2 separate regions of the Homo sapiens genome follow, and region 1 is linked to region 2. A link is an interaction called in ENCODE POLR2A ChIA-PET data of the cell type or tissue named here. Cell type or tissue: B cell. All regions are shown on one strand. Each heading gives the region's core, and the rest is flanking DNA. Links, peaks and the distances in the headings are about the cores only. Region 1 holds the start of IFNAR1 (interferon alpha and beta receptor subunit 1). Region 2 overlaps IFNGR2 (interferon gamma receptor 2).

What was found. ChIA-PET counts read pairs that join two places held together with the same protein. Peaks named below come from ENCODE experiments on the same cell type or tissue, not always from the same donor. Only the 100,000 strongest peaks of a DNase experiment are listed, where the experiment ranks them.
Region 1: POLR2A ChIA-PET joins it to region 2 with 5 read pairs; 12 of 35 experiments call an interaction of 5 or more read pairs at or near these places.

The regions. Positions count from the first base shown.
Region 1 is chr21:33,310,274-33,326,066 of GRCh38, forward strand. IFNAR1 (interferon alpha and beta receptor subunit 1) reads left to right here and starts at 14,697. Exons shown (of 11, transcript NM_000629.3): 1 at 14,697-14,858. The coding sequence starts at 14,783. RefSeq lists a silencer at 3,004-3,073, promoters at 13,401-14,684, 14,038-14,708, enhancers at 13,721-14,623, 13,911-14,120, 14,341-14,390, 14,624-15,525 and cis regulatory regions at 14,129, 14,620-14,629, 14,686. In B cell, for the core only: no CTCF peak of the experiment used is centred there; no DNase peak of the experiment used is centred there.
Region 2 is chr21:33,431,830-33,439,829 of GRCh38, forward strand. IFNGR2 (interferon gamma receptor 2) reads left to right here. Exons shown (of 7, transcript NM_005534.4): 5 at 348-507; 6 at 885-1,042; 7 at 4,999-5,687. The coding sequence ends at 5,133. It also overlaps a transcript of TMEM50B not described here. Among named protein-coding and RNA genes, the nearest start is that of IFNGR2, 32 kb to the left of the region's middle. In B cell, for the core only: no CTCF peak of the experiment used is centred there; a DNase peak (open chromatin) is centred at 3,182; H3K27ac peaks cover 6,864 bases.

The DNA.
Region 1 (15,793 bases), core at 200-8,199, 120 kb before region 2:
TTTATCAAATATATGTTTAGTAAGATGCATCCTAGTTAGAAGGCATTGAACTTGGGCTTAAATAACTGCTGCATCGTGTTACATTTCCAGGATTTTTTCTCTCTTTCATGAACTCTGTGAAGAAATTTTACTTAGAAAAAACTGACACTGTCATTGGCATTACAAGAGGTGCTCTACAGGACTTGTGTGACCCACAGTAATCCTGCAAAAAAGCCATGTCATCCACTCATGGACAGATTTAAGCTTAAAATTCTTCCAGAGTTTGCAATGGGATATCTCCCTTTATCTTCTCTGTGGTACAGAGACAGTTTTCTGTTAATTTCCACATAAGGGCTTTCCATGAACATGGTAAACAAAAAAGGGAGAAAGCAACAAGTTATAGCACTCTGAGTAGGTAGGTTTCATGAGAGCAGAGAGGTGATCAGGAAGGCAGAGATGTGAACAGACCAGATGTCTTGGGGGCTCAAGACCAGTATACATGGTGTGGGAACAAATATTAAGTCTTTTATTTTTATTTTTCAAATATTTTTTTAAAGGATTTAAGCCAGGCACAGTGGTTCATGCCTGTAATCTCAGCTACTTCAAGAGGCTGAGGTGGGGCCGGGAGCGGTGGCTCATGCCTGTAATCCCAGCACTTTGGGAGGCTGAGACAGGTGAATCACTTGAGGTCAGGTGTTTGTGACTAGCCTGGCCAACATGGGGAAATCCTGTCCCTACTAAAAATACAAAAAGTAGCTGAACATGGTGGTGTGCACCTGTAATCCCAGCCACTCAGGAGGCTGAGGCACGAGAATCACTTGAACCCGGGAGACAGAGGTTGCAGTGAGCCAAGATTGTGCCACTGCACTCCAGCTTGGGTGACAGAGTGAGACTCCCTCTCACAGAGTGAGAGGATTCCTTGAGCCCAGGAGTTTAAGGCTGCACCACTGCTAGAATCACACCACTGCACTCCAGCCTGGGCAACAAGCAAGACCCCATCTCATAAAAAGCCTTTAAAATCCCTTTTTAAATGTCTATAAAAGGCATCCTTTTCAAATGTTTATTTTGTATGTGATTTACGATGTGCATAAAAATATGTGCAGTAATATGCGTATTTAGCTTATAGATAAATAACAATACACCTACTGGGAATGCATGATCAACGTTGTTGTTTTCCTACTGGAATTATGTAATAAAAAATATCTAAAGGCTGCTGTTCTTGACTCAGGTATGACAGAAAGGTGGAAACAAAACGAGGAGGTACAAACACTAATGGGTTAATTAAAAGTCAGTCAACAGAATAGCAGTGGCAAAAAGCTTCCCACACTCCTCTGCTGCCTGCCTCTCCCCTTCCTGAGGCAGTCAGGCATTTGTCTAAGTCACCCTTAGGCAAAAAATTATAGATCTGTTCTTCTCAATAATTGAATTAACCACCCTGGCAATATTACTGCACTCTTCAGTAGGCCAAAGGGAAGAGTTCACCATTCTGGCAGTTGGTGTCCACAATCTTGCAATGTCTCACACCCTACTTCCCTACTTATCCTACAGGGATGCTTCCAGAGATAAGTTCTGCCTCAAAAACACGTCTTCATTTTCTTGAGAAAGACTCTGTTAATACTAGCTACCTAAAAAAAATCAACCTGCTGTCTCCTTTAAAATATATTTAAAAAATACTCAAAGATTGCCAATGAGAAAAATAAAAGAAAAAGACAAACAGAACCAATTGACTCTTAAAGAAATAGAATATTGGAACAGAAGAGAATGTCACAGAAACCCAAATTCTAAAAGATCCCACATTCGTGCATCCATAAAATGAGAACATGATGCTATATATTAAAAAATCAGAATAAAGAAGTGCTTTTAAAAATTAAACATATAATCACAGAAATAAATATTTCATTAGAAATCAAGTAAATCTTCCGGAACCAAGGACAAAAATATAAAGAGTTAAAAACTAGAGAGAACATATTAGGAGACCTCAAGGGTCAATCCAGGAAGTACAATTTTCTACTAATAGGAGTTTAAGAAAGAAGAAAGAAAATGGAAGGGAGGAAGTATTTAAAACACGGTGCAAGGATGAGACTTCTGCTTCTGGCCATGATGGAGTAACATGGAGCAGATTTACTCTTTCGCCTTAAACTATAAATAAACAACCAAAATAGCACAAAAGATTTAAAATACATATTTTTAGATATTAGACAATAAAAAACTCAGGACAGTAATCCCTAAGAGAAGAGAAACAATTGAGATGATCTCTACAATTGCCCAAACTGACTTACTGGAGAGAATTTCTAGGCCTCAGCATAGAGAGAAGGACTCCATATCCCTGTGGGTCGAGGAAACGCAGCTAGGAGTCCAAGGAGGCCAGGGCAGCTAGATTTCATGGAGTAGAGAACCAGACAAGACAGAGCTTCACACAGAGAAAAAGCTCCAGAGAGCTGCAAAGAGTATTAGGCTAATTACTGATCAGACAATGTGTAGTAAGGAAACTTGAGGCCAGGGAAAGAACCACGCTAAAAAAGCAAAGGGATAAATCCCCAGGGTTCATGCTGGGCTGAAAATAGTTTCCAACCAGCGTGGAAAATCTCATAATTCATGAAGCATCAGGTAGCATACTCAGGGGGCTATTACTTCAATAGTGGGGCAAATGTGCTCTTACACCAAACACTTGCCTGATCCTCTCTGACAAAAGCAAGCCTCAAAAGTACCAAACCATTTCCAAGTAGCTTAGCTGGATCCCAGAATAAAACTCAAGCAATATTTATAGGAATAAAGAAATATCCAGCACCCAACAATGTAAAATTTATAATGTCTGGCACCCAATAAAAAATTACTAGCCATGAAAAAAGGTAGGAAAATACAACCCATAATGAATGAGAGTGTTTTTTAACAAAAAAATTAAACAAATTAAATTCAATAGAGTTTAATTTAGCAAAGAACAATTCATAAATTGGGCAGCCCCCAGAATAGGTTCAGAGCAACTTCAGGGCTGCCACATGGTCAATAACATTTTTAAACAGAAAAAGGAAAGGGATGTACAGAAAACAGAAGTGAGATACAGAAATAGCTGGATTGATCACAGCTGTTTTGTTGCCTTATTGAAGCTGGCTTAAACAGCTGGCCACCTGTGAATGGCCAAAACTCAGCTGCTGTGATTGGCTGAGACTCCGCTACTTGTTACAAGAGCAAATTACAGTCTGTTTACACATCTAGGTAGGCTACAGTTCATGATGTACAAAGAAGCCTTTAGGCCAGACTTAAAATATGTAAGGAGGTAGCTTTAGGCTAAATTTAATTTAACAAGAAGAAAAGTAAATCAATAGAAATAGTAGATAGATTTGGTAGATTGGGACATTAAAACGGTTATTGAAACCATATTTTATATGTTCAAGAAGATGAAAGAAAGCATTAGTATATTAAGGAAAGACATGAAATATATTTTTAAAAGACTAAATCCAACTTCTAGAGATGAAGAGTACAATGTCTGAGATGAAAAATATACTGAATTCAGATTAATAGCTGATTAGACACTGTAGAAGAAAAGAGCAGTGATATTGAAGACATAGTGATAGAAACTATTCAAAATGAAAGACACAGGGGAAAGGACAAGAAAAAATGAAAGAATAGCATCGAACACAACTTTAAGGAGTCTAATAAGTGTGCATTTTGAAGGAGAGTAAAGCGAGGATAAGAAAAAAATTGAAAGAATGGCCAATAGTTTTCCAAGCTTGATGAAAACTATAAACCCATCGATCCAAGAAGCTCACCAAACCCCAGCCACAAAAATGATACATGAAAATTTTCTTCAGCTAGACAGACACAAATCCTCAAATAGAAAGGGTCCACTGAATGGTGTCAAGCAATCAGGTGTCCAGATAGTATTTAGGACAATGAGCTGAACTGAAAATAACAATCAAGCCTTTATTAACTGCAAACAAGAAGCAAAAAAGAGGCGGCAGCACCCCAGTGTTCCTTTTTCCCCTACAGAATGGCCAGGAATGCAGATACGCTTATGAGCAGGGCTGGCCAGAGGTGGTGTGGGAGGTGGGAAAGCTGAGTCCTTAACCACAAATCCCTCTAGAAAAATGCAGTGCACTGTAGTGCACATGCAAGTCTGGTATGGGGAGGACAGTTTCTCCCCATGAGGCCTGGCAGACAAAGCTTTGTAATTTCTGTGGTCAGGATTGAAAGATCACGCACAAGATTTTGGGACGGAGCCAGACTCCTCAAATGAGGAGCAGAATCATTAGGGGAATAAAGGCTCATCCTCCTCTTTCCAATACACTGATAGATATAAAATCTGGATATCAGGAAAGAAATCTAGGCTGAAGACCAATTTGGGAGCCATGAGCATAAATGACAGTCAGTGAACTCACAGAAGAGGAAGAGACCACTATAGGAGATGAGAAAAGAAGATGAGCCAGGACAAAGCAGTGAGGGACACTAATATTTAAGTCACAAGCAGTGGAGTGGGTTGTCCTGGAGATTGAGAAGAATGGCCAGAAAGACAGATGCAACAGCAAACGAGTATGGAATCATGAGAAAAAGAGCGTGGGGAATGATAGATACCAAATGCTATGGAGAAGTCAAGTAAAATCAAGGCTATAAAATGTCTAATAGATCTGAATACTAGAAATTAGCTGATGATCTGGGTGAGAAGAGAATAAGCAAAACGGGACAGAAAGATAAGCTCAGTGGGCTGAGGAATACATAAGTGAGAAAACAAAGATAGTTGTGGACAAATGTAGACAGATTTGGCTACGAATAATAACAGGAAGGACGGCTTCTGGAGTGAAAGCAGCATATACGCCTTTTTAAATTGGGAGAGACTTGAGAATGTGTAACTGTTAACAAGAAGAAACTAAAGAGAGGAGATAAAGTCATGAAAAAACGTAAAAATAATCAACGGATAGCCATCCCTATGAAGGGGTGGCTCACGGAACCAGACAGAGAGATTTTCATTTGACTGAAAGAAGGATGTCTTCCCAACGACAGGGAAAGACAGAATGGAAGCAGGTGCAGGTGAGTTTGAAGTTTTGGTGATGGAGAGCTGAAACCTGATCTGTTGACTGTATTTTCCAAGAAACTAGGAGCTGGGTGGAGGAACATCTGTTGAAAATGAGAAGAAAAGCTGTAGGGTAGAGATGTGAAGTAAGTGTAGGTTTTTAATTTCAGCTCAATTGAGGTTGCAGACTATGAAGTTTTGATCATTGGGGCTATTTGATCCTTCAGGTTTTCTCCAGAAAAACTAGATCTTCCCTCTGAGCCCTCCTGAAGTAGGAAAAACAGTAACCACGATGGTCAGAAAAAAATAACCAAAATTACTGAGCACACTGTGCCAGACACTAAACTAAGCTCTTGGTGTGCATTAACTGATTAAAAATTCATCACACCACTATGATATAGATATTATTATAGTCCCCATGAGGAAGCAGGAAAAAAGATTAAGTAACTTGCCCAAGATCCCAGAGTGACGGAGGTGGGATAGCAACCTAAGTCAACTTCAGAACTCAGACTCTTAACCAGTAGGCCAGTCTCTGTTTAAGAGATACTTAGTTACCACTTGAAAAGGCGTATGGCTGTCTTCCATGTTACTGCTTAAAAACAGACATCTTTCTCAGTATGCAGTGAGCATGCAGCCACACTCAATCTTTCCTCAAGCCATGTGAACACAGACTAGACCTTCAAATATGCTGTTCCCTTTATTTAGAATGCTGTATCCCTCTTCTTTTCCTATCTCCTACTTATACTCTGCCTCCCCTTAAACATCTCTTACTGCAGGTCACCTGCTGCAATGTGTATCCCTCACCACTAAACTAGTTTAGTGTTCCCACCGTTTGCTTCATCATCATCATTATTACTATTTTGAAATAGCATCTCACTCTGTCACCCAGGCTGGAGTGCAGTGGTGTGATCACGGCTCATTGTAGCCTTGACTTCCTGGAGTTCAAGCGATTCTCCAGGCTCAGCCTCCTGAGTAGCTAGGACCACAGGCCTCTGCCACCTCATCCAACTAATTGTATTTTTTGCAGATATGGGGGTCTCTCTTTGTTGTCCAGGCTGGTCTCAAACTCCTGGGCTCAAGTGATCCTCTTGCTGCAGCCTCTCAAAATGCTGGGATTACAGGTGTGAGCCACTGTGCCAGCTTCACTACTATCTTTTACTGAATTGCCTGCCTACTGGGATGAGGAAATGTATAGGATGATAAAGCACCAAGGAGAAAGACATTCTGGAGATTCCAGAGTAGAACGGCTCAGATTCCTTCCTGAACATCCTGGAGCTAGTGTTTGTACACCCTCAAAGTCTGTGCCACTGGGCTGCTACTCAGCTAGGACTCTTCTCCTTTCATCTACCAAACTCTCCTCCCAGAAAGAAGTGAATTTATTCTTCTGGAAGGTTCTAAAGCAGTGATTTCTAATCCAGGGTGCACCCACCCTAGGGGTTTGCGTTGGATTACAGGGTCCACCGAAGTGCAGTGAAATTCTATTTACATTCTTTAATAAGAAATAAATTAAGCTTTTGATATTTGATATATAACCTAGCACAAGCACCTTCACTTGGTCCAAATGCCAGAGCATCACATTGTCACATTCAGTGATGTGTGACACACTTGAGAACAGAGTGAGAAACTCACAAGGTGGAAATGCGCAGCGATGCTTCTGCTTGTACACTTTTGGAGTTTGTGATTATGTCTAACCATTTACTTGGCTTGATGTGTGTTTACAGGTCGTTAGCTAGTTTTAACTAAATTAATGCTCACAAAATGGATGTGACAAGATTCTTGCAAATAAATTGGAAATTAAAGATAGTACTATTAATACACAAGTGAATAAGATAACAGCAGCCTTGACATATTAGCTAATCACAGTATGAAGCCATCACATTAGGAAGACATTTTCCAGAAAAGCAAACCCCCACAATTTCTTTCCAAGAGTGTTTAAAGTCATATGATACTCATTCGTTTTGGTTCTTTACAAAATTTCGTAATTGGTGACAGTGTTTAGAAACTGCTTTGGGGGTTCTTAATAGCAAAAGACAAAAAGCCACATGCCCCTTGTTCTTCTTTCTACAATATGACAAACTAAAATACATTCCTCAGTCAGCAATAGTGTTGGACTGTGTATAGCAAATACGGCTGACAATGCGAAGAAACAAGAGTTCAATTTCACAGTGTGGGAAATCTGCCACGTAATCATATGGAAACATGCTCTAAAGCACAGATGTTTCTAACATGTCTTTTTCCAAAAGTGAAATACCCAAGGAACGACTTTTTCTTTGTTAGCCAAAAAGGGAAAGATAAAATATATACTCAACAGTAATTTACTTCCTTAATTAAAACAAAAAGTTTTAGTGCCCATATATTGGTTTCTAAATACCATCCCCCAATAAAAACATCATCAACAACAACAACAACAACAAAAAGCAGGGCCCCTTGAAGAAATGGCTGATTTTAGGACTGAGCAGGAAAAATATAAGATGAACTTGGAACATCTTGTGCTAGAAAGTAAAGAAGTGTTAGAAAAAATTAAGAGCATACTAGCAAAAGGAACAAGAGTCAGCTTGAAGTGGCTGCCACTGGCCAAATCTAGGACAATTTGAGCATTAAAATAAATAAGGAGGGTGAATTGGTAGAGCACAGGTGATATTTAGGGCGGTGAAATGCCTCTGTATGATGCTGTAATGGTAGATACATGACATTATGTTGCAAGTGGTTATGTATGAGAAGGGCAGGAGACGGCTCTTCCCCCACCCACCAGGAATGTCAGGTGATGGTTCAACAATCACATTGCCTCTCTAAAAATAATTCAGCACCCAGAGCCGAATTATCTCCTAATGGTCCACAGCTATTACATTAGAGTGTTAATTGAATGTAGGCGCCAAGAAGCAAAAAGAGCTTCCAATAATCTCCGGTATTGGGTGAGTGAGCCGGTGCATGCACATTAAGAGACAAAACGGCAGAGTATGACCTTCCGGGGGCACTCCATCGGAAAAGGGAAGAAATCTTCAGATGGGCATGCGCACAACTTCCTAAACACACTGCACATGTTCACCTCCCAAGTGTAAGAAGGGCACTGCGCATGCGGGCAGCCCACCCTAAGGGAAGAATCATGGGAAAGGGGTGCAAAACCCCAGAAGTGGGCCAGCCTATAAATCCTAGAATCACAGTTAAACGCTGCATTTGTCCTTCAATTTGCCCGCTTGGGTCTCTTCCAAGTGTACTTTCCTTTCTTTCCCGTTCTAAAGCCTTTTTAAATAAACTTCCACTCCTTCTCTGAAACTTGCCTCAGTCTCTTTTTCCGCCTTATGCCCCTCAGTCGAATTTGCTGTGCAGGTAACTGGGATGCCTTCTACCAGTAACAATTATACATTGTAAAAACCCATAGAATGTACAACACCAAGAAAGAACTCTTACGTAAACTCTGGACTTTAGTTAATAATGTATCAGTATACGTTCATCAGCTGTAAGAAATGTACCACCCCAATGCAAGATGTTAACAACGGGAAACTGAAAGCAGGCTTGGGATGAGGGGGTATATAAGAACTCTCCACACTGTCTGTAAACCTAAAACTCCTCTAAAAGTTGTATATTAATTTTAAAAATTTAAGTAAGGATAACAATGAACTATAACCAATGAAATAAAATAAGAATCTGTGAGTCTATACTAATAATAAATGGAGACCGGGCGTGGTGGCTCACGCCTGTAATCCCAGCACTTTGAGAGGCCGAGGCGGGCAGATCACCTGAGGTCGGGAGTTCGAGACCAGCCTAACCAACATGGAGAAACCCTGTCTCTACTAAAAATACACAATTAGCCGGGCATGCTGGTACATGCCTGTAATCCCAGCTACTCGGGAGGCTGAGGCAGGAGAATTGCTTGAACCCAGGAGGCAAATGTTGCGGTGAACCGAGATGGCGCCATTGCACTCCAGCCTGGGCAACAAGAGCAAAGCACCATCTCAAATAAATAAATAAATAAATAAATATAAATGGAAAGAAAGAAAAGCTCTTTCTTAAATTGTGTCAACTAATATTTGCAGTGAGAGGGTCAGGGTTGAAAACTTACCATTTCATGACCATCACAGGTAGGATAGTTCAGGCAAGGATGATTAATGGATGTTAATTCTAGAAGAAAAGTTTGATGAACAGCAGAATATTTGCAGGATTTCCGAGTGTCTTCCCACCAATTAGCTGCAGGAGGTGGGGTGGGAGGGGAGGTCGATGGGGGGCGGAATAGTAACTATACAATGGAGACTGTAACTATAATACTTTGATACATGATCAAAATTAACATCACATATGAGGTACTAATAAGCTTAATGTGCCTGTGAAGGGACTGAGGACACCACACAAGCCAGGTACGCATAATCTGAAATTAATCAGGAGAAACCATCAGACAAGTCCAAATTGGAGAAGCATTCTATAAAATAGTTGGCCTGTGTTTTTCAAAAAAAAAAAAAAAAATCCCCAAATCAAAAAAATGTCCATGACATGAAAGACAATGGCCAGGGAAGTACTCTGGATTAAAGAAAGCTAAAGAAGTTCAGGAAAATAAATAACATACATACATGACTTTGTATGTGTATTTAAAGAGGGAGTGTAGATATGGCAAAATATTAACGATTTGCTGAATCTGGGCAACGGGTATGTGGGAGCTATCTTACTATTTTTGCAACTTGTCTGTAATTTCAAATTATTTCCAAGCAAAAAGTAAAAATGGGACTGGGTGTAGTGGCTCACTCCTGTAATCCCAGCACTCTGGGAGGCTGAGGTAGGTGGATTACTTGAGGCCAGGAGTTCAAGACCAGCCTGGCCAACATGGCAAAACCCCGTCTCTACTAAAAATACAAAAATTCGCCAGGCGCAGTGGCACACGCCTGTAGTCCCAGCTACTTAGGAGGCTGAGGCAGAAGAATCGCTTGAACTGAGGAGGCAGAGGTTGCTGGGAGCCGAGATCATGCCACTGCACTTCATCCTGGGCAACAGAGCAAGATTCCCTCTCCCCTCCCCACCAAAAAAGGTGAAAAAGAACATGCTGTATGGAAAAACTGCAAGTGCAGCCTCTAATGGACCGTTTTGACTAGAATAAAGGAGAGAAGGGAGGTTCTGGGTTAAGGTTACAGAGCTTGCACCACAGGGGAAATTAATTCATGTCTTATCCTTAAATAAATTATTACAGCAAAAAAGTTGAAACTAAAGTACACGAAGTACTTACCACAGGGTGTCACAGCTGTGGCAAATTTTATTAAAGCACAATCCAATTTTATTAAAATACAATTCAATGTTTATAATAGGTTGTATTAAGATGGGGAAGAGTGAAAATCTTAGGAAAGGAGGAAGAAAAGGAGGGGAGGAAATTGTCAATGTGTTTAAAAATCTAATTAAACTTTTCAGTCATTTTGAGCTCATTGTTCTAAATATAAAAATGCATCCTATTCCAACTAGTTTGCAAGAACTTTTGGACAGCAGGAAATGGAAATTTTAATTTAAACATGCAGAGTCGTTCAAAAGGCTTTTAAAATAAGTATTATTTTGTAATTGCAACCAGGAATTTTTCCTCTTCCATTTGGATTCACGTATCTTCATGGGGTGTTTTTCCACCTTTGGTGTTGTTAAAACGAAGTACTGACACACTCAAAATCAAACCCCCAAATCGATGAATCGTAAAGTGATAATTCAAAGTTTTTTAAACGATACCTAACAGCTGGATAGATTGCCTAAAAATCATTATTCACTCAAACTGGGTGAATTTCAAGATACATAAATTATACCTCTAAGATGTTTTTAAAATAGGCATATTTCCCCTGGGCGTGGTGACTCACGCCTGCAATCCCAGCACTCCGGGAAGCAAAGGTGAGCGGATCACTTCAGGTCAGGAGTTCCAGACCAGCCTGGGTAACACAGCGGAAATCCCATCTCCACTAAAAATACAAAAACTAGCCGGGCGCAATAGCGCACAGCTGTAATCTCAGCTACTCAGGAGGCTGAAGCAGGAGAATCGCTTGAACCCGGAAGGCGGAGGTTGTGGTGAGCCGAGATCGCGCCACTGCACTCCAGCCCGGGTGACAGAGCAAGACTCCGATTCGAACAATGCAATGGAATATATACATATATGTATATATGGAACATATATACATATGTGGAACAAATACATATATGGAACATACATATGTGGAACAAATACATATATGGAACATACATATGTGGAACCAATACATATATGGAACATACATATGTGGAACCAATACATATATGCAACATACATATGTGGAACCAATACATATATGCAACATATATATGTGGAACCAATACATATATGCAACATATATATGTGGAACCAATACATATATGCAACATATATATGTGGAACCAATACATATATGCAACATATATATGTGGAACCAATACATATATGCAACATATATATGTGGAACCAATACATATATGCAACATATATATGTGGAACCAATACATATATGCAACATATATATGTGGAACCAATACATATATGCAACATATATATGTGGAACCAATACATATATAGAACATATATATGTGGAACCAATATATATGGAACATACGTATGTGGAACATACATATGTGGAACATACGTATGTGGACCATACATATGTGGAACATACGTATGTGGACCATACATATGTGGAACATACGTATGTGGACCATACATATGTGAAACATACGTATGTCGACCATACGTATGGGTCCCATATACATATGGGACACATACGTATGGAATATATATATGGGACACATACGTATGGAATATATACGTATATATACATATGGGACACATACGTATGGAATATACATATGGAATATACATATATGGGACACATAAGTATGGAATATATACGTATGGAATATACACGCATGGAATATATACGTATGGAATATATATGTATGGAATATACACGTCTGGAATATATATGTATGGAATATTCACGTATGGAATATATATCTGGAATATATATATATGGAATATATATCTGGAATATATATATGGAATATATATCTGGAATATATATATATGGAATATATATCTGGAATATATATATATGGAATATATATCTGGAATATATATATGGAATATATATCTGGAATATATATATATGGAATATATATCTGGAATATATATATATGGAATATATATATGGAATATATATATATGGAATATATATGGAATATATATATATGGAATATATATATGCAATATACATATATGGAATATATATATGCAATATACATATATGGAATACATATATGCAATATATATATGGAATATATATATGGAATATATATATGGAATATATATATAATATATATACGGAATATATATATACGGAATATATATATAATATATATACGGAATATATATATACGGAATATATATATAATATATATACGGAATATATATATACGGAATATATATATAATATATATATAATATATATACGGAATATATATATACGGAATATATATATAATATATGTATGGAATATATATATACGGAATATATATATAATATATGTATGGAATATATATATACGGAATATATATATAATATATGTATGGAATATATATATACGGAATAGATATATAATATATGTATGGAATATATATATACGGAATATATATATAATATATATATATGGCATATATACATGGAATATATATATATGGAATATATACATGGAATATATATATATGGAATATATACATGGAATATATATATATGGAATATATACATGGAATATATATATATGGAATATATACATGGAATATATATATATGGAATATATACATGGAATATATATATATGGCATATATACATGGAATATATATATATGGCATATATACATGGCATATATATATATGGCATATATATATATGGCATATATATATGGCATATATATATATGGCATATATATATGGCATATATATATATGGCATATATATATGGCATATATATATATGGCATATATATATGGCATATATATATATGGCATATATATATGGCATATATATATATGGCATATATATATGGCATATATATATGGCATATATATATGGCATATATATATGGCATATATATATGGCTATAGAGATGGCATATATATATGGCATATAGAGATGGCATATAGAGATGGCATATAGAGATGGCATATAGAGATGGCATATAGAGATGGCATATAGAGATGGCATATAGAGATGGCATATAGAGATGGAATATAGAGATGGAATATATATGGCATATAGAGATGGAATATATATGGCATATAGAGATGGAATATATATGGCATATAGAGATGGCATATAGAGATGGAATATAGAGATGGAATATAGAGATGGAATAGATATGGAATATAGAGATGGAATAGATATGGAATATAGAGATGGAATAGAGATGGAATATAGAGATGGAATATAGAGATGGGATATAGAGATGGGATATAGAGATGGGATATAGAGATGGGATATAGAGATGGGATATAGAGATGGGATATAGTGATGGAATATAGAGATGGGATATAGAGATGGAATAGATATGGAATATAGAGATGGAATAGATATGGAATATAGAGATGGAATAGATATGGAATATAGAGATGGAATATAGAGATGGGATATAGAGATGGGATATAGAGATGGAATATAGAGATGGGATATAGAGATGGAATATAGAGATGGGATATAGAGATGGAATATAGTGATGGGATATAGAGATGGAATATATAGATGGAATATAGAGATGGAATATATAGATGGAATACATATATATTCCATTGCATTGTTCTTTACAAACATTCATTTAATTATGTAATTGCTAATTAATTGCTTGGTTGTTATAACAACGAAGTATTTGATTCCTTATTTTATCTCATCATTTAAATTTTATTTCGCATATTTTCACAATGCACTGGATCTATTACTGAGGAATTTAATTAAATAATCATTCGAACCATGGGCTCGAATTGTTTACTGATAAAGCCCGACGACCAAAACAGCCTAGCGACTGCTGTTTGGAGCCCCTCGGCCCAGGGCCCGTGGCTGTTCTCTCCAAGGGACCATCTCGCCCCTCAGCCAAGTCGCCCGGAAAACGAGCGCTCGACCGCCTCTGCCCCGCTCTCGCTCTGCACACAGCAACGGTCTGGTCGCTCAGCCACTTCCTCCTTCCAGCCTCATCTGGTTCCCAGGCCGCTGGGGACTCCCAACGCCACTGTCCAAGACTCTAGGGTCAGCAAGCGCCCCGGGCGGAGAAGGGCGAGGACGAAGAGCGCCGGGCCGCGACCAGGAGCCCACCCGCGCCCTCCGACTGCAGACATGGGGAAGAGACGCGGGAACTCCAAAGTCGCTGGGTCTGCGCAGGTGTGTGCCGCGATCCTGTGAAGGTCAAGGCCTCCTGTGAGGGGGAGTCGTCCTGGAATGCGATGGTGAAGTGCTCCAGACCGGCCATAGGCCGGAAAGAGTGAGGAAGAAGAGAATGCAGGAGGCCTGCGATTTCTAAGGCGCGCGCGCACAGGGGTGCTGCAATTAGGATGGGGCAATGGGAGCTTGGAGAAGGGGTGCTAGCTAGGAGGAAAGGCGCGTGCGTGGAGGAACGGCGCGTGCGCGGAGGGGCGGTGTGTGTGTCAGAAGAGGCGGCGCGTGCGTAGAGGGGCGGTGAGAGCTAAGAGGGGCAGCGCGTGTGCAGAGGGGCGGTGTGACTTAGGACGGGGCGATGGCGGCTGAGAGGAGCTGCGCGTGCGCGAACATGTAACTGGTGGGATCTGCGGCGGCTCCCAGATGATGGTCGTCCTCCTGGGCGCGACGACCCTAGTGCTCGTCGCCGTGGCGCCATGGGTGTTGTCCGCAGCCGCAGGTGAGAGGCGGGGAGGAGAGTCTTGGCGCAGGGCGGGAGGTAGGGCACGCAGCTGGGCTACGGGGGCGGCGATGCTGTTGGGGGCGACAGACGCCCAGTCTGGGAAACCTTCGGTCCACTTTGCCGCGCCAAAGATTAAACCCGACCTGGGCTCGCAAATCAACCAGGAGAAAGTGGTGTTCTGGGTCCTCTCTTGCCGCTTGCCTGTGGCCGTGTACGGGTCCTCGGGAGCGCCCGGGTCCCACCCCCGTGAAATGGCGGTGCCAGAGCTTTGTGTCGAGTTTGATTCTTTCCGGGAAAGTACCGCGGCTCCGCTGGTCTGTTTGATAATAAACAAAACATTTCCCGAAATGCATTTCCTCAATCTGGTGAATAGGCGCCCAGTCCCACGGGGGAGTGAGCTAAGTGTGGCCAGGATTTCTCTGCCCTCAGGATTCATACAGGCCAATAAAAAATGACAGTCGGAGTGACTGAAGCATAATTGTCAGTTCTCGAGGTTTACTAAGCCTGCTTCAGGGCGCATCCGGGAAAAACGTGAGCCACAAACACGTCTGTGACTGGTTTTCCAGAGGTTTTCAGGAGGTGGGGCAGGAAGGCAGTAAGGCAAATAGTTCTGTGAGAATTTAGTTAGTGCCCAAGAAATCTGTATTTTAAGATACCATGAGTGTCTTGAAGAGAAAAAGAGAGTAAAGGGAGTCAGTTATGCAGATGCCTCTGGGTAGATGGAGTCTTGACTTTGTTTTGCACCTGAGAAGATAAGCTTGTAATTGACATGGTCAGTGTGGAAGGCCTGAACTAGTTTTTCAGATTAACTTTGGAATGCCATTTGTTGAGAGGAGAGGTCCATTCACATTGTTGGGGGGCTTAGAATTTTATTTTTGGTTTACTTAACTACCTACTTTTTTCCCAAAGAAATAATCATGTTCAAAACTCAA
Region 2 (8,000 bases), core at 1-8,000:
CCAAAGTGGTGGGATTATAGGCGTGAGCCACCCCATCCAGCCCAAAATGTTAAAGGAGAAAAAGATTATCCTAGAAATTGGGATTTACTGAAGTCTAGTTACTACAATGGGCACTCTGAGACCTCACAGCCAGAAACACAGTTCTAAAGCTATCAGCCTCTTTGGCCACACAACACACCAATTTTCACACATAAAATGTGTCCACTGCCAGCCAGTGACCCACTAAAAATGGCATCTTGTTCTTCTTTGGTTGTCGTGTTCACAGTGAATTTGAGGAAACATCAGAAAAGATGTAGGCAGCTTGGCCATGTTCATTTACATGTGTGCTTGTGATGTTTTTAAAACAGGTCAAAGGCCCTTTCAGAAGCAACTCCATTTCATTGGATAACTTAAAACCCTCCAGAGTGTACTGTTTACAAGTCCAGGCACAACTGCTTTGGAACAAAAGTAACATCTTTAGAGTCGGGCATTTAAGCAACATATCTTGCTACGAAACAATGGCAGATGGTAAAATATACCTTCTTATGTCCTTTCTGAACTGGGAAAAGAATACTCCTCCAATAGTGAAATCGGGGAATGCTTATGAGGTCATGGGTGGTGGGAGTGGGGAGACCCAGTGAGAAGAGTGCTGAACTGCAGGAATAATGAGCTTGTGCTGAGATTTGCAGTAGTGGAGGCTACCAGACAGCTACCACTTGCTTTATTTCATTACAGGATTGACTTTAGCTATTAATGTAAGCATACCAGGTGAGGGTGGGGGGTAGAGGGACTTGCCCATTTTACTAGGACAGGAATGCTCTTTAAGCAGCATGGATGGAACATTAACTGATGTTTGTGTTGTGCGTAGGAAGATCATTCTGTTCACTTTCGTGTCCTCTTTTTAGCCTCCACTGAGCTTCAGCAAGTCATCCTGATCTCCGTGGGAACATTTTCGTTGCTGTCGGTGCTGGCAGGAGCCTGTTTCTTCCTGGTCCTGAAATATAGAGGCCTGATTAAATACTGGTTTCACACTCCACCAAGCATCCCATTACAGATAGAAGAGGTACGTGTGCACACATCTCTTTTTTTTTTTTTGAGACAGGGTCTTGCTCTGTTGCCCAGGCGGGAGTGTCATGGTACAATCTCTGCTCACTGCAGCCTCCATCTCCCAGGTTCAAGCGATTCTCCTGCCTCAGCCTCCTGAGTAGCTGGTATTACAAGTGCTCACCACCATGGCCTGCTAATTTTTGTATTTTTGGTAGAAACAGGGTTTTGCTATGTTGGCCAGACTGGTCTCAAACTCCTGACCTCAAGTGATCCACCCACCTCAGCCTCCCAAAGTGCTGGGATTACAGGCGGGAGCCACTGCGCCCGGCCACGCAGACATCTTAATGGTGACACATCAGGGCCCCACTGCCCCTGGCAACCCCTAAGAGTGCAGCTGTGGGCAAAGCCGTGGACACAGAGATTTGGGTTACAAATGGTATGGGGTTGTTTGTACACCCATGTTCATGTTGACACGATTCACAACAGCCAAAAGGTGGAAGCACTCCGGTGTCGTTGAAGGATTAATAGATAAATCTTTAATAGATGGTCTTTCCATACAATGGAATATCATTCAGCCTTAGAAAGGAAGGGGATTGTGACACATCCTACCACACACATGGACCTTGAGGACATTATGCTGAGTAGAGTAGGGCAGTCACAAAAGGATACTGTCTGCTTCCACTTAAATGAGGTCCCCAGAGTCATCAAATCCATAAAGACAGGAAGTAGAATGGTGGTTGCGGTGGTGGAGGGAGGGAAGTGGGAAGTTCGTGTTGAATGGGGCCAGAGTTTCAGTTCTGGGGCTGTACAGAGTTCTGGAGATGGATGGTGGTCATGATTGCACAATGTGAATGTGCTTGGCACTACCGAACTGTACACCTAAAAAGAGTTATGATGGTACATTTTATGTTATGTGTATTTTACCACAATTTAATTTTTTTTTTTTAATGGCATGGGGTTGGCTAAAAAGGTGGCCTGGCCTGGAGATTGGCTGCAGTAGACCCCTCTCCGAGGCAGCAGGTCTCCTCTGCTGTCTGGAGAATGCTCCAGGGAAGTGGCCTGGCTGGAGGACGTGAAGGCGGTGGAGACAGTGATCAGGAGCTTGAGCTTTGGGGCCCACAGGGTGCTTAGGAGGGCCCTAAGGCAGAGTCAACACCCAGAGCTGTGAGTGCCAGGCCCCGTGTACCCATTGCCCAGTGGGTATTGCTAATATTTGAAAGGACTTGAGAAAGAACAGTAGCGTGGGTCTTGTGGAAAGTCTTATTTTCCTGCATAACCCCAGCCCCCTGAGGCTCTGTGAGGCCATTGGGCCTTCTGAGGACACGGTCAGGACATTTTGGGGATCAGAGGCGAGCTGAGAGAAGAACATTTAAAAAGCATTTGCAGCCGGGCGCAGTGACCCACACCTGTAATCCCAGGACTTGGGGAGGCCAGGGTGGGCAGATCACCTGAGGTCAGGAGTTCGAGACCAGCCTGGCCAACATGGTGAAACCCTGTCTCTACCAAAAATACAAAAATTAGCCGGGCGTGGTGGTGGGCGCCTGTAATCCCAGCTACATGAGAGGCTGAGGCAGGAGAATTGCTTGAACCCAGGAGGTGGAAGTTACAGTAAGCCAATATCGCACCATAGCACTTTAGCTTGGGTGGCAGAGCAAGACTCCATCTCAAAAAAATAAAATAAATAAAAAGCATTTGCTTCTGGAGGCTTCACATTATTCTTGGGTAAACCTAGAGTAAAGGTGTTGGAAGCAGAATGTTACTCAGTTACATGTGGGATGAACAGAGGTTAGATAAGGTCCAAGTCTGCAGAAACATAGCAGCACTTTCAGAAAGAACCCTAGTCACTTGTTCCTTCATCTGCCATGATGTATTGTAGGTACACAGGCAGTATACAGATTCCCTACTAGAACCTCCCTGGTTAATATTGTCACAAAATCACAGCTCCTAACAGGTCTCAGAATCTTACTTGCAGTAATAATCTCTCTCTCTCCTGGTAGAACTACCAGCTGAGCCCCAGTACATGAATATACTATGAGTCATTCCTCTGAGACATGAACAGAAAACACAGGCCTGTCAGTTCACTTTTCTAGGAAAGCATAAAGAACATCCGCCAAAGGTCTCTGAGTTACATGGGAACAGTGAATCATGTTTCACTTATAATTCTGGGGTTTCACAAGGGTACATGTTTTGGTTTTGTTCCTCTTTCAGTCAGTCAGCTACAAGCTTATTGTCTTCCAGTATCTTTCAGCATTTCCAAGAGCTAGACACTAGATTCTTGGTAACTTGGTGAATCTATGGCTAAGCCTAAAGCCTGCGGGAGCAAAAGGGAAATTAATCGCTGGGAAACACCCCTTTATATGTTAAGGCCTAAGGCCCTCGCTCCCAGATTCTCTGCTTGCTGTGCGCTGGTGCAAGGGGAGGGGTGGAGGAGTGCCTGAGACCAATGCTTGTGAACTTGCCCTCTTTTTCCCCATCACAGCTGAACAAGAGCCCCCAGTCCCTCCTTCACTGAAAGGTTACAATTTTAGAGACGTCTTAAGATTAATAACCCACAGGCCTACACTGAGGGTTGCAAGGAAGAACTTGCTTTTCTTCCAATCAGAAAATCAGAAGAAAAAAACAAAACTTGCTTTTCCTGAGTTTTGCCCTTTTAAACTCTCAGCATATTAACATGGTCAGCCCTGGGATGAGTATTAAAGTGATTACTGAGATGAGGGGTAAGGAGTATTCAACTATTAGAAGTTGTTGGCTGGGTGAGGTGGCTCATGCCTGTAATCCCAGCACTTTGAGAGGCCGAGGTGGGTGGATCATGAAGTCAGGAGATCGAGACCATCCTGGCCAACAGGGTGAAACCCTGTCTCTACTAAAAATACAAAAATTACCCAGGCATGGTGGCATGCGCCTGTAGTCCCAGCTACTTGGGAGGCTGAGGCAGGAGAATCACTTGAACCCAGGAGGCGGAGGCTGCAGTGAGCTGAGATCCACGCCACTGCACTCCAGCCTGGCAACAGAGCAAGACTCCGTCTCAAAAAAAAAAAAAAAAAAAAAAAAATTAGCCAGCCGTGGTGGTGCACGCCTGCAATCCTAGCTACTTGGTTGGGAAGCTGAGGCAGGAGAATTGCTTGAACCCAGGAGGCGGAAGTTGCAGTGAGCCGAGATCGCGCCACTGCACTCCAGCCTGGGCGAAAAAGAGACTGACTCAACAACAATAAAAAATTGTTGCCGGGTGCAGTGGCTCACACCTGCAATCCCAGCACTTTGGGAGGCCGAGGCGGGCGGATCACCTGAGGTCAGGAGTTCGAGACAGCCTGACCAACATGGGAAACCCCGTCTCTACTTAAAATACAAAATTAGCAGGGTGTGGTGGTGCATGCCTGTAATCCCAGCTACTTGGGAGGCTGAGGCAGAGGTTGCAGTGAGATGAGATCGTGTCATTGCACTCCAGCCTGGGCAACAACGTGAAACTCCGTCTCAAAAAAAAAAAATTGTTTCATTGTTGAATAAAAAGAAAAATAAGTTATGTCATTGGTGGACAGAATCAACTTATATCTGAATAAAATAACTATACCAATTAAAACTAAAGTAGGCCAGGCGTAGTGGCTCACGCCTATAATCCCAGCACTTTGGGAGGCCAAGGTGGGTGGATCATTTGCGATCAGGAGTTTGAGACCAGCGTGGCCAACATAGTGAAACCCTGTCTCTACTAAAAATACAAAATTAGCCAGGCAAGGTGGTGGGCACCTGTAGTCCCAGCTACTTGGAGGATTGAGGCAGGAGAATCGCTTGAACCTGGGAAGCAGAGGTTGCAGTGAGCTGAGATCACACCACTATACTCCAGCCTAGGCAAGAGTAAGACTCCATCTCAAAAAAAAAATAAAAATAAAAATAAAATAAAAACAAAAACTAAAGTTAAAAGGTCTGGTATACTGAACTGGTAAACTAATTACAATTTTGCTTTCCAACCTCCTCAAGTATTTAAAAGACCCAACTCAGCCCATCTTAGAGGCCTTGGACAAGGACAGCTCACCAAAGGATGACGTCTGGGACTCTGTGTCCATTATCTCGTTTCCGGAAAAGGAGCAAGAAGATGTTCTCCAAACGCTTTGAACCAAAGCATGGGCCTAGCCCACTGGCTCCCTGGAAGAGATCAAGCCATCGGAGCTGCTAGAGTTCTGTCTGGACTTTCCAGAGACCAGTATTCCCTTTTGCTGCCTCTAAAAGGCCTGTCCCTGCAGACATGAGAGACAGCAGGTCTCATGGGGGTGACAAGCTTTTTTTTTTTTTCTTAAAGAATTTTCAAAATCAAATTCCAGAATGATTTTACGGAGATATCCCAGGAAAATTAAGGCTTCTCTTAAACACTAAAAAGGCATGTAATTGCTTGTTAGCAAAATGGATATGACACATCTCTGATACTTTTTTCATTATTGGTTGGGCTGAGCAGTCAGAAGACCTGGTCGTCGTCTTGACTTTGGCAAATGAGCCGGAGCCCCTTGGGCAGGTCACACAACCTGTCCCAGCGAGGGACACCGAGTGGCCCTTCATGTACATCCATGGTGTGCTGGCTTAAAATGTAATTAATCTTGTAAATATACTCCTAGTAATTTAAGATTTTGTTTTTAAACTGGAAATAAAAGATTGTATAGTGCATGTTTTTTAAAGTCTATGTGAAGTGTTTTCTTTATTGTAGCCTATTTTCTGCAGAGTTTCAGCTTTCTAAAATTACTCAATCTAAACTTGTTTTTTCTTAAATAACACCTGCTAGAGCTACTGAGGCCTCATGGGAACTCAGCAAACACTTCCTATGGATGTCACTTGATCCTCCAAAGGTTATAAAGAAGGCCAGGGCCTAGTGCAGTGGCCCACGCCTATAATCCCAGCACTTTGGGAGGCTGAGGTGGGTGGATCACTTGAGGCCAGGAGTTCTAGACCCACCTGGGCAACATGGTGAAACCCTGTCTCTATGAAAAATGCAAAAATTATCCAGGCATGATGACATGCACCTGTAGTCCCAGCTACTTGAGAGGCTAAAGTGGGAGGATGCTTTAGCCTGGGAGGCGGAGGTTACCATGAGCCGAAATGATGCCACTGCACTCCAGCGTGGGAGGCAGAGCGAGACCCTATCTCAAAAAAAAAAAAAAAAAGAGGGCTGGGCATGGTGGCTCATGCCTGTAATCCCAGCACTTTGGGAGGTCAAGATGGGAGGATCGCTTGAGGCCAGGAGTTTGAGAACAGCCTGGGCAACATAGTGAGACCTTGTTTTCACAAAAAATAAAAAATTAGCTAGTCGTGGTGGTGCACACCCGTAGTCCCAGCTACTCAGGAGGCTGAGACCAGAGGATCATTTGAGCCTAGGAGTTAGGAGTTCAAGGCTGCAGTGAGCAATGATTACACCACTACATTCCAGCCTTGGCAACAGAGCAAGAGACCCTGTCTCAAAAATATAAAAGTTATAAGGGGGATTTGCAGAAGGCACATTAGCACTTCATTTATATGTGACAAGTCACACTGTGTTGACCAAGGCAGGGATTTGTGGGCAATAAAGAGAATTAACTGATTAATCAATAGTAATGTTATCTACTGAGCACGCAAGTCATCTGATTGTGTCAGTACTGTCGGGCTCTGTTGTTCAAAGGATATGTATTTAAAATCCATTTATAGGCTGGGCACGGTGGCTCACACCTGTAATCCCAGCACTTTGGGAGGCCGAGGCAGGCAGATCACCTGAGGTCAGGAGTTCGAGACCAGCCTGGCCAACATGGTGAAAGCCTGTCTCCACTAAAAGCACAAAAATTAGCTGAGTGTGGTGGCAGGCACCTATAATCCCAGCTACATGGGAGGCAGTTGGGGCCCTGTACTGCTGGTAAGAAAGTGGCTTTTTTTTTTTCTTTTGAGACAGAGTCTCACTCTGTCGCCCAGGCTGGAGCGCAGTGGCGCGATCTCAGCTCGCTGCAACCTCCACCTCCCAGGTTCAAGCAATTCTCCTGCCTCAGCCTCCCGAATAGCTGGGATTACAGGCGTGCACCACTATGCCTGGCTAATTTTTGTATTTTTAGTAGAGATGGGGTTTCACCATGTTGGCCAGGCTGGTCTCGAACTCCTGACCTCATGATCCACCCACCTTGGTCTCCCAAAGGGTTGAGATCACAGGCGTGAGCCACCGTGTCCGGCAAAAGTGGCTAACTCTCTTAAGTGTTGTGTACCATGCTGTCTGCAGTGGCAAGAGTTAGAAAAACAAGGCCCACTCCCACCCCATGCACACAAGTCTCCCTGTGAAGCATCTGTTGTATGCATTAGGTGCACCTTAAGTAGACAAGTTTGGAGGAAGAAGTTGTAGATAGGAGTTGTAAAGACTTACCTTAGACCGTTCAGGAAATCGGAGACAGAAGAGCTTCTTCTGTTGGGCAGCAGGATGGTGGCCAGCGAGGAGTGGAGGATACATCTATAGCAGGAGAACAGGAAAGAGTTTCAGCCCAGCAGGACAGAGGGCAAATCAACTCTGTTAGGGTAAGTGCATCTGTGCCACCCCATTTATTTATTTAGAGACACAGTCTCACCCTGTTGCCCAGGCTGGAGCGCAGTGGCACAATCTCACTTCACTGCAACCTCTGCCTTCCGGGTTCAAGCGATTTTTGTGCCTCAGCCTCCAGAGTAGCTGGGATTACAGATGTGCGCCACCACACCCAGCTAATTTTTGTATTTTTAGTAGAGATGGGGTTTCACTATGTTGGTCAGGCTGGTCTCAAACTCCTGACCTCAGGTGATCCGCTCACCTCAGCCTCCCAAAGTGCTGGGATTACAGGTGTGAGCCACTGTGCCCAGCCTTAAATAGTATTTTCTGAAATGAAATGCCTCATTCTCCTTAGTAAAATAAATGACTAATTGATGGGATTAGTATTTACACTGTCAAGGCCAGGCGCAGTGGCTCACACCTGTAATCCGAGCACTTTGAGACCCTGAGGTGGGTGGATCAT